2 separate regions of the Homo sapiens genome follow, and region 2 is linked to region 1. The links are chromatin contacts, found by Hi-C or POLR2A ChIA-PET in ENCODE. All regions are on one chromosome and are shown on one strand. Each heading gives the region's core, a stretch centred on a gene start or an enhancer-like site at or near the end of the contact. The rest is flanking DNA. Distances are from core to core; before and after follow the strand shown. Region 1 overlaps LOC105378623 (a long non-coding RNA gene). Region 2 has its middle 29 kb from the start of KHDRBS1.

Region 1 (5,551 bases), core at 576-3,075:
AAGTACTCCCAGGTGAGAATTGCCCTTTGGAAAGCATGAGGGTAGCCTGGATCTCAACAGCAGCTTTTTTGGGGGGATGGGGCTATTCCCAGAAAGTGATTAAACCAGGCCCCAGACCTGGGGCTGACCCTGGCTCCCTCCTCAAACTTCAGTTTCCTTTTCTCTCAAATGAAAAAAAGGTTGCCTCTGCAAAACTCTAAATAGCCTCTAATATTGGATTAGGTAAAGTATAATTAGAAAGGTAAACCTTAGGCTTATAAAATGGCACCTCACATCACCATGAGGTCTCAAGCATGTTCATGTGCCATGTGGCCTGGCCTCCATCCCCTCTTCTGGCACCAAACACATGGTCCAGTAGTCATGCCTCATAATGCATTCTATTCAGGAACAGCTTACCCAAGATTGTGGAAGGATTCAAGCAGCTCCCGGAGACCTGACGAGCCTGGTTGGTGTGGACAGATGCCCACTGTTGTCCCTGGGTGAGGAGAGCTGGCAAGCCATGGCAGGGTGGCTGGCAGGGAGTGTGTCTTGGCCTCAGGAGTCTGAGGCCAGATGTGTTCCAGGAAGCAAGTACAAAGCCAACACTGTCAGCCTGGCTTGGGCTGAGATCTTGGGAGTTATCCGGGATGGGTTGATGGGGCAGCAACCCAGGACTCTATAGTAAACAAAGACACTGGATAGGAAAAGGAAGGAGCCCATTTGCAGGAAGGACTGGGTGGGCTGGGGGTGACCAGGACTGGAGCCCAGGGTGAAAGATTTCTCCTTGTAAAGGTTGGCGGTGGGAGGACCATGAGGTTAGAGGGATAGGATCAGAGTCAGGAAAAGATAAAGTCAGATGAAGAAGGCTGTCCTTAGAATGGGATCACCCTGTGCAGGAGTAAAAACAGTCCAGGTCATGCCTGTAATCCTAGCACTTTGGGAGGCCAAGGAGGGGCAGATCACTTGAGGTCAGGAGTTCAAGACCAGTCTGGCCAACATGGTGAAACCCTGACTCTACTAAAAATAAAAAAACATTAGCCAGGCATGGTGGCGGGCACCTGTAATCCCAGCTACTCGGGAGGCTGAGGCAAGAGAATTGCTTGAACCCAAGAGGCAGAGGTTGCGGTGAGCCAAGATCACGCCACCACACTCCAGCCTGGGCAACAGAGTGAGATTCTGTCTCAAAACAAACAAACAAACAAACAAACAAACAAACAAAAAACCAGCCCAGGCAGCACTAGGAGTCATAGTAGGCTGGTATATGTCTGGCTACCGATTCTTCTCCCACCACTGGTGAGCCAGTTTATGACCTGTCAGAGGAAATGGGGAGGAGGCATAAAGACCACCAAGGAAAGTTGGGAGACACAATACCTGCATGAACTTGGACAAGTCAGTCTCTCTGTGCCTGTTTCCTCCTCTGTGTGATGAGGATAGTAATGTCTAACCTTTCGAGAGAATAAATGAGATTGTGGGTATAGAGAAGCTTTGTGTGCTATGAGCCAGGTGCAGAAAATTGTGGCTAACATTGGTGCAGCACTCCCTGAGCACTGCACCGGACTTAGCAGCTTTTTGTCTTTCAAACTCATGTCACCCTGACGATAACCTAGTGAGGCAGGTACTATTCTCATCCCTGATTTACAGATGACAGCCAGGATTTGCACTCAGATAGAGTGGTTCTAGAGCTTGCGTGGCTTAACCATTATTCTACACTGGCTCTCCCTGTGACAGTGTTCACCCTGCCTTCTCTGTGACCTTGGGCCAGTCTCTTTTCTTCAGTGTTCCCAACTCTATGGTAGGAGGTTGGGCCAGATGATTTATTTAATCCCTCAAGCTTTGGCAGTCAGTGGTTCAGGAAAGGAACTTCCAAGTAGGGGAGAGGGCGAGGTGGGGCCAGAGCAGAGACAGGACAAACTTTTCCAGTTTGTCATCAGTGAGTAGGCTGGTAGACTCCCCTTTGCCCTATAAGTGGGGCCAAGGGAGCAGGTGATGCTCAGCCCCAGCCTGAAATATTCACTGGTCCCTGAGGATCACTGAGGTCTGACCACCAGGTCCGCCTGCCAATAGTCAGGCAAGGCCCATCTGCTTCTGCTAACAGACTCCAGAGGATTCTTCTTCAGTATTCAGTCTCTACCTGCCCATTCTGGGCCCCTGTCCCCTCACCCAGGGTCAGTTTATCTGGGCACCAGGCCTGGTGTGGGGCCTGGGGATGGGGCTATTTATAGATGTCTTCTGTCTCCTTGGCCTGGGCCTCTAGCCAGATTAGGCCATTCACACACATGCGTGTGCACACACACATTTTCTCTGTCAATCACTCATTGAACTTGACTGTCACTAGTCTGATGCCTGGCCTCATGCTGAGTATGGATAACCAACAGATGACCTAGACTTGGTCCCTGCCCTCATAGAGGGATGGGAGAGGTGGACTTGTCTACAGACTATGACAATACAGAAAGGCTATTACTATCACATAGGGCTGTCTCTATACCATGGAATACCATGGAGGGAGGGAGCCCCCCACTCTGCCAGAAAAGTCAGGAAAGGCTTCATACGGAGGCACTCTTTGGGCTGGGTCTTGAAGGATAGGCACATAGGAGTCCACTAGATGTGGGGAGGGGAATTGGGAAAGCAGAGGAGAAGGATTCATTGAGAGAGGATGAGATTTTCCTGATGATTGCCCTGGGGTGACAGCAGAAGATAAAAATGGCAAGTGATGAGAATGGAAAGATAATGTAGGGCACACAGGAGAAGACCTTGCTCATCATCCAGGAGTCTGGCCTTCCTTCTGAAAGCAGTTGAGAGTAATGGAGGATTTCGGGCAGGGGACCTTCATGATCTGATTTGTATTATGGGAAGAGTTCCCTGTCTGCTGTGTGGAGGCTGCATGGAAGATATCAGTTAGGTGGCTGTGGCAGCTGTCCAGACTGCACAGTCTGGCAGGGCTCAGCCATGCACCCACTGCAACTAGAGAGAGGGGGAAAGGGAAGAGGACACACTCCTCCTAATTAAAGGCATGGCCTGGCCACTGCACACATCTCTTCTCTCTTGGCTACATCTACATGCAAGGGAGACTAGGAAATATAGTGATTATTCTGGACGGCTTTTTACTCTAGAAAAGGGAGAGAGTAGATATCAGGGTACTGGAGGTCTCTGATACAGTGGTTAAAAGTCTCTGAGCCGGGCATGGTGGCTCACACCTGTAATCCCAGCAATTTGGGAGGCCGAGGCAGGTGGATTACTTGAGGTTAGGAGTTCGAGACCAGCCTGGCCAACATGGTGAAACCCCATCTCTACTAAAAATACAAAAATTAGCTGGGCATGGTGGTGCATGCCTGTAATCCCAGCTAGTCAGGAGGCTAAGGCAGGAGAATCACTTGAACCCAGGAGGCAGAGGCTACACAGTGAGCCAAGATCGTGCCACTGCACTCCAGCCTGGGTGACAGATCGAGACTCTGTCTCAAAAAAAAAAAAAAAAGTCTCTGAAATCAGATTTCTGAGTTTAAGTCCTGCCTTAACCACTTACCATCTGTTCAGGCAGATTACTCACCCTCTCTTGTGCCTCAATTACCTCCTCTGAGGGTACAGTGAGCTAACACACACCAAGTGCTTAGATAGATCCTGGCACTTATGAGGCCCAGAGCTATTTTCTGTTTCTAAGAGAAGTGGGGGCTCTGGGAACAGGTATTGCCTGACTCCCCAGGAATCGCTGAGGCACCCACAGTGGGGCAGATGTCTGGCTAGGGCAGCCAGGACTATGAGCTGTGCCCTTTAGCTCCATTCTCTCAATCCCCATGGCTTAGCTGAGGCAGACGATGCTGGGAGCAGGGTATGGGGGTCCTGGGAAAAGAAAGGAAGGTGGATTTTAGAGATAATTCAAGGATAGATAGCCTAAGAAATGAAGTCTCTGGATCTAGGGGCTTCAGATGCAGCCCAGCCTGGAGCCCCTTTCCCTCACAGGACAACAGATCTCCCAGGGCCATGGTGGGGCAGGGAAGGGGAGGTGGGGTGGCTAGTCAAGGTCACCTTGACTAGTGACTCCAGACTTGGCTGCTGTGTGACCTCAGGCCTCCAACCACCACTGACCTTCTCTGGGCCTTGATCTTTCCATCTGGAGGCTGGGATCACTTCTTGCCTTCCTGCAAGGTGAATGTGAAGATTAGATGTCAGTCATAGAATCAGGTTGCTCCCTGCAGGGCTGAGTGCCTTGGAGGGATGTGTCAGTAGCAGATGACAGTGCACCCCCTTCCCCAGAAGGAGAAGCACTGCAGCTCAGTCCAGCTAAGCCATGACTGCCTGTCCTGCCTTCTTCCTCATTTGAGCTATGCTCTTTTCCCTAGGCTACTGGTTGTAAAATAGGGTGGGATAAGAGAGTAATGTGGGAGGGAAAGGATGGGTGGAAGGAAACAAGAGGGAGGAGGATAGCAACATCAGGTGAAAGGCAGAATGGTAAGATTGAGGGCTCACGGCTGAGGAAAATGAAAACTTAGAATGAAGGGGGAGGTGTCTAGAATTAGCTTTGTGGGAACCCACTCTCCCCATATTCAGGCGCAGATGGGGAGCTTGCTGAGGGTAGTGCTGTGCCTTATTCATCTCTCTGTCCTCTTCTCAGGGCAGGACATAGTATAAGCCTCCACCGAAAACAGTTCTGCTGTCAGAGTTTGTTGACTGAACCCCAGACTTGGCCCCCCACTGAGCCTTCATGAAGCCTCCCCACCCAGGCCCTGCTTACAGGAGGATCTGAAAGGCAGCCTTGAGAAGGAAGGGCAGCTGGGAGACAGGAGTGTGGGTCCTGCTAGGGCTCCCTCAGTGCCTTGCTGTGCTACCTGGGACAAACCACTTATCCTCTAAAGCTCTTTCCCCATCTGAGTAATGTGAGACCATGGCTGTGGTTTGAGAGCTATTTTTACTCCATTAAATCCTATCTTCAAACAAATTCTTAGGCCAGGTGTGGTGGCTCTTGCCTGTATTTCCAACACTTTGGAAGGCTGAGGTGGGAGGATCGCTTGAGCCCAGGAGTTTGAGACCTGCCTGGGCAACAAAGTGAGACCCTCATCTCTACAAAAAAAAAAAAAAAAAAAAAAAAAAAAAAAAAAAAAAGTAATTAGCTGGGCGTGGTGGCACATGCCTGTAGTCGCAGCTACTTGGGAGGCTAAGCGGGAGGATCACTTGAGCCCAGGTCGAGGTTGCAGTTAGTCATGATCACGCCACTGCACTCCAGCCTGGGCAGCAGAGTGAGACTCTGTCTCAAAAAACCACAAATTCTTAGTTGGAAGTCCAGGAGATAAAAGGGATCTTCACCGGTGGAAGCCAGGAAGGGTGTTGGAACCCACTTATATGGTCCTGGGGGTCTGCGGAGGCCAGTTTAAAGAATGGAAGCTGTGCTCTCTGGGCCTCAAGCAGGCCTGGCTATCCCACCCCTGCCTACTATCCCATCCCCACTACCTCCACATGTCCTTTCTGCAGCCTGGGTGGGAATGGGGGTCCAGTCAACTTGCAAAGAGCAAGCAGTGCCCCTCTTGAGGCTGTCTTTCAATCTCTGGGAAATAGCACCACTCACCCCAGCCCCACCCCACAC
Region 2 (5,493 bases), core at 1,783-4,282, 600 kb after region 1:
CATCTTAGCCCTGTAGTAACCCCCTCAGAAAAAGAATGCTTCTTTCCCATTTGTTCCAGCAAAAATCCTAAGATTGCTCTGATCAACTACCTTGGTTCTGTGCTTAACATTGACCCAGTTACAGAACTAAAGGATGGAATATGCTGACTTGTCGGGCCTGGGTGATATGCACATCCTTCTCTGCAGCCACACCCCAACACACGGAGCAAGAATGGAGAGATGGCTCCTAGCGAAAACTAGACTACTGAGAGGAGGGGAAAGAATGCTGAGCAGGCAAAACAACAGATGATCCAGGGATTCAGGCATTGACACTGGTAATTATAAGCCAGTGTGATAAATGACTTGACAGGAAGGAACTGGCACTGGAAGACAGCAGAGGAAACACCTAAACCAGAGGAAGTGGCATGTAAGCTGAGACCCAAGGAGGAGGTATCCAGGGCAAAGAGGGTGTGGGGTGGGGAAAGGAAACAGGCTGTGCATATTTTTATTTCCTTCCCTCCCTCCCTCCCTCCCTCCCTCCCTTCCTTTTTTTGAGACAGAGTCTCGCTCTGTCACCCAGGCTGGTATGCAGTGGCGTGATCTCGGCTCACTGCAACCTCCGCCTCCCAGGTTCAAGGGATTCTCCTGCCTCAGCCTCCCAAGGAGCTAGGATTATAGGCGCCTGCCACCACCCCTGCCTAATTTTTGTATTTTTAGTAGAGACAGGGTTTCACCATGTTGTCCAGGCTAGTCTCGAACTCTTAACCTCCAGTTATCCACCTGCCTCGGCCTCCCAAAGTGCTGAGATTACAGGTGTGAGCCACCACGCCTGGCCACATTTCTTGAAATGTGTGAGATTGGGGCCTAAACATTCACAGAGTCCGTGAGGATGAAGATGATGGGCCAGTCTGGGTGCCCTGGAGTGGCCTGAGCAGAAAGGAAGGAAAATGGATTAGGGGCTGAAGAGGAGATGAAGCTTTTAGTTTGGATATTGATCCTGAGGGGCACATGGGTCATTCTGTTAGAGATATCAAAGAGCCAGCTGAATATGTGGGTATGGCATTTGGGAGCAGGATCTCTGGACAGAGATCTGGGTGTGATCAGCACAAGGATGACCATTGAATGACCATCAGTTAAGGTCATCAAATGGTTACTGAGTGTAGGAGAGACATCCTTGGGTGAGGGGACCAAGTGGGAACAGACTCTTCAACAAAGACATCCAGATGGCCAAATAGCACAAGAAACAAGCATGTAAAAACATTATTACTGGCCGGGCTTGATGGCTCATGCCTGTAATTCCAGCACTTTGGGAAGCCGAGGCGGGCAGATCACTTGAGGCCAGGAGTTCAAGACCAGCCTGGGCAACATAGCCCGACCTCATCTCTACAAAAAACTTAAAAATTAGCCAGATGTGTTGGCATGCACTTGCAGTCCCAGCTACCCAGGGAGCTGAGGCAGGAGGATTGCTTGAGCCTGGGAGGTTGAGGCTACAATGAGCCATGATCATGCCACTGCACCCCAGCCTCGGCAACAGAAAAAGACCCTGTCTCAAAACAAAAAATATTATTACTTATTACTATGTGGGTAGATACATTAAAACAGTGAGATACCACTACGTACCTATCAGAATGGCTGAAATTTGAAATTAAAACGACTGACAATATTAACAACTGGAATTCTCATACACCACTGAAAGGAGTGTAAACTGGTACAACCACTTTGGAAAACTGGCGGTATTTACTAAAACTAAACATACGTATCCCCTCTGACCTAGCAGTTCCACTCAAATATATATAGCCAAGAAAAATAAATGGTTGAGTCTACCAAAAAGACATATGTAAAAGAATGTTTGTAACAGCATTATTCAGAATAACCAAAAGCTAGAAACAACCCAAATGCCTCCATTGTTATATGTTCATTTGATAGAATACTATACCACATACATAAAAAAACAAGTACTAAGTACTAACATGGATGAATTTTATAGCTATAATATTGAGTGAAAGAAGCCAGAACAAAAATAATGTACACCATGCAATTCCATTTAGAAAAATCTCAAAAACAGGTATAGTTAGTTGATGGTAATGGAGGTCAGAAATAATCGTTTCTATTGTGACAGGGGGTATGTCTGAAAGGCGGCCAAGAGAACCTTCTAGGGTCCTGGAAATAATCCGGATTTTGATCTGGTTGATGGTTATACAGGTATATACATGTATAAAACTTCAAGTTGGGTGTGGTGGTATGTGCCTATAGTCCCAGCTACTCAGGAGCCTGAGGAAAGAGGATTGCTTGACCCAAGGAGTTTGAGGCTGCAGTAAGCTATGATTGCACCTGTGAATAGCCACTATACTCCAGCCTGGGCAACATAGCAAGACCCTGTCACTAAAAACAAAAACAAAAACAAAATATTTTTAATTTAAAAAATCAGACAGTAGGCCGGGCATGGTGAGTCAGGCCTATAATCCCAGCACTTTAAGAGGCCAAGGCAAGCAGATCGCCTGAGGTCAGGAGTTTGAGATCAGCCTGGCCAACATGGTGAAAACCCTTCTCTACTAAAAATACAAAAAATAGCTGGGCTTGGTGGCAGGTGCCTGTAATCACAGCTACTTGGGAGGTTGAGGCAGGAGAATTGCTTGAACCTGGGAGGTGGAGGTTGCAGTGAGCTGAGATCACGCCATTGCACTCCAGCCTGGGCGACAAGAACGAGACTTCGTCTCAAAAAAAAAAAAAAAAAAAACAGAAAGTATTCATCTAGTTGCTCATTTAAGGTTTGTGCACATTACCGTATCTATTTTATACCTAAAGGTGGGGGTGAAGGAAAGTTTATCCCCTCTTCCCAAAGCCAAAATTAGTACTGATCCAGGGACTGTGGATGCTTTACAATTTGTGATATGATGTGACAGTTTCATGAGGCCCATCTTGATGAAGTTCCCCAGGACAAGAGCCTCTCTTTTGATTGTTTTCTCTACTGTTCCAAAGCATCTATACTGGGGCTCAGATCACAGCAGGCCCACAATGTCTGTGACTCAGTATCTGCTTGGAACAGCACACCCAGCCCTTCAGTGTTCAACTCGACACTCACTTCCTGAGTGTCTGCTCTATGCCAGGCCTTGTGCTGAGAGCTAGAGGTACAAACACAAGTAAGACAACCATCCCTACACTTGAAAAGTGGCCAAGCAAGAGGTGGGTACCCCAGGATGAAGGACAGGAACTTGCAGCAGCCAACCCATCCATCAACACATGTAAAATAATATTAGTAACAAATAACCACCATTTATGAACTGCCAGGTGCTTTATGGTGTAACAGATTTTTTTTTTCTTAATTGCTATTTTAAACCACAACTGCCTGCAGCTACTTTTGTCTATTAGGGGAGTGGCACAATTTTTCTCTGGGTAGAGGGTTCTTTGTTTGGGAAAATACTTCATAAGTTGCTTTGGCATGAAGAATGAAGCTCTCCAGAGCTAGGGCAAGACAAAGACAGCTGAACTGCTTTGCAAATTAGAGAAAAATGTGGCAGCAGAGGGAGCGGGGGGTCTAAACGCAGAAGGAAGGGAGACATTAGGAGATATAGTTAGAGAGATCTATGTTGCTTTTGTTTTCCCAGGCTCAGTGCTTTAGAGAACCATCCCTTTGCCTTACTAATCTTACTTATTCTTCAGGTTTTACCCTTCAAAAATCACTTCCTTATACCACACAGCCACCAAAAAGAATGAGGTGAAGCTCTCTGTACTAACATGGAAAAAATGCCCTGGGTATATTGTGAAGTGGAGGCAGGGGAAGTCACCAGCTGGATAGGAGCGTAGTAACAACCCCGTTTTTAAAGAGGACGGCCCTGTATATGTACTTACACTTGAATACATTTGGAAAGTCCCCCGGAAAAGTACATAACACTCTGTTAACAGCTGTTACCACCAGGGAAGATGGTGGGGAGTAATTTGGAGCTTCTGATTTCAATTTTTATCCTTTATTTTTAAATATTTTACCATGAGATTTTATCTCTATTTGTTTATTTTTTTATCTGTTTTTGAGACAGGATCTTGCTCTGTTACCCAGGCTGGAGTGCAGTGGCACCAACACAACTCACTGCAGCCTCAACCTCCTGGGCTGTAAGTGATCCTCCTGCCTCAGCCTCCCAAGTAGCTGGAAACACAGGTGTACCACACCAAGCCCAGCTCATTTTTTAAAAACTTTTTTTTGTAGAGACTAGCCACTACACTGCAAAGTGCTGGGATTACAGGCATGAGCCACCTTACCCAGCCCGAGACTCTTAAAAACGGGGTAGGCTTGGTGCAGTGGCTCACGCCTGAAATTCCAGCACTTTGGGAGGCAAGGCAGGAGGATTGCTTGAGGCCAAGACCAGCCTGGGCAACAGGGTGAGACCCCTGTCTCTCTGAAAAATTTAAAAATTAGCCAGGCATGGTGGAGCATGTCTGTAGTCCCAACTACTCTAGAGGATGAGGCAGGAGGATCACTTATAGCCCAGGAGGTCAAAGCTGCGGTGAGCCCTGTTCATGCTACTGCACTTCAGCCTGGACAGCAAAGCAAGACCCTTTCTCTAATAAAATAAAATAAAATAAAATAAAATAAAATAAAATAAAATAAAATAAAATAAAATAAAATAAAATAAAATAAGGCTGGATGTGGTTGGTCACTCACACCTGTAAGCCCAGTACTTTGGGAAGCCAAGAAGAGAGGATTGCTTGAGCCCAGGAGTTCAAGACCAGCCTGGGCAACACAGTGAAACCTCATCTCTATGACAATACATTTAAAAATTAAGGAAAAAAAAAAAGCCAAGAACCTAATTTCTATCGTAGGTCAGGTTCCCGTGGTATCCTGCTGTCCTCCTTTGTGACATTTGGTACCTTTGGAATTGCCTGCCCGTTGACTTCCCCATCCCTCCACCTCCTGCACCCACTCTGTTCCCCTTGGCTCCAAGACTACAGGGACCAGGAACGCCTAGCAAAGTGCTTGGTTTAGCAGTTGACCAAATGAATGAGTTCTCCCACCTTCCAATGACTTTTCTCTTGCCTGGGTTTTGATTCTTCCAGAGAAAGGAGAGAACAGCTCAGCTCCATCTGTGTGTGCCGCCCAGGCCTGGCTCACACAGTTCCTGCACATTCCCCACCCAGGGCAGGGTGAAGATGCCCTCTTTCTTGTCCTGGAGAGAGATGTAAAAGCAGTAGCTCCTGCTGTCTTCACTGCCTCAGCCCTGGGGGACACCAAAATGCCTGAGACCACAACAACCTGTGAGAGGTGTGAGCAGGTGGCAGAGCCAATTACAGGAACAGGACTGGGCATTCTGGCTGACCTTGGCAGAAGCTTCTCTTCCATCTTCCTTTTATTTCTAGCAGCTGGGGGAGGAGGGAATGAAGCCCTAATTGCTTTCACCTTGAGAAAAATCTGCGGCTGACCATGTGCAGAGAGAATCATTCTGTCACACAGCAGGGGGGCTCGAAATTAGATCAGATCAGGAAGGCTGGCGTTTTCCCTGAGGCTCTCGACTAACGACCAAG

What was found. Hi-C counts contacts between places; a loop is a spot of excess contacts on that map. ChIA-PET counts read pairs that join two places held with the same protein, here RNA polymerase II (POLR2A).
Region 2: a map with no recorded cell type shows a loop between it and region 1 (6-fold over the local background). The contact joins two enhancer-like sites. A Hi-C loop is called at or near these places in 1 of 37 single-sample maps with no recorded cell type. POLR2A ChIA-PET finds 5 or more read pairs at or near these places in 2 of 52 experiments (IMR-90 and T-cell).

Annotation. Positions count from the first base shown.
Region 1 is chr1:31,379,891-31,385,441 of GRCh38, forward strand. It overlaps LOC105378623 (a long non-coding RNA gene), which reads right to left. Exons shown (of 3, transcript XR_947141.3): 2 at 4,060-4,112; 3 at 3,687-3,813. Among named protein-coding and RNA genes, the nearest start is that of FABP3, 9.6 kb to the left of the region's middle. Within about 2 kb of position 1,826, at least 9 of the 41 ENCODE cell types and tissues checked have a DNase peak (open chromatin) inside an H3K27ac peak, as active enhancers do.
Region 2 is chr1:31,981,844-31,987,336 of GRCh38, forward strand. No RefSeq gene overlaps it. Among named protein-coding and RNA genes, the nearest start is that of KHDRBS1, 29 kb to the right of the region's middle. RefSeq lists an enhancer at 3,510-3,579. Within about 2 kb of position 3,033, at least 9 of the 41 ENCODE cell types and tissues checked have a DNase peak (open chromatin) inside an H3K27ac peak, as active enhancers do.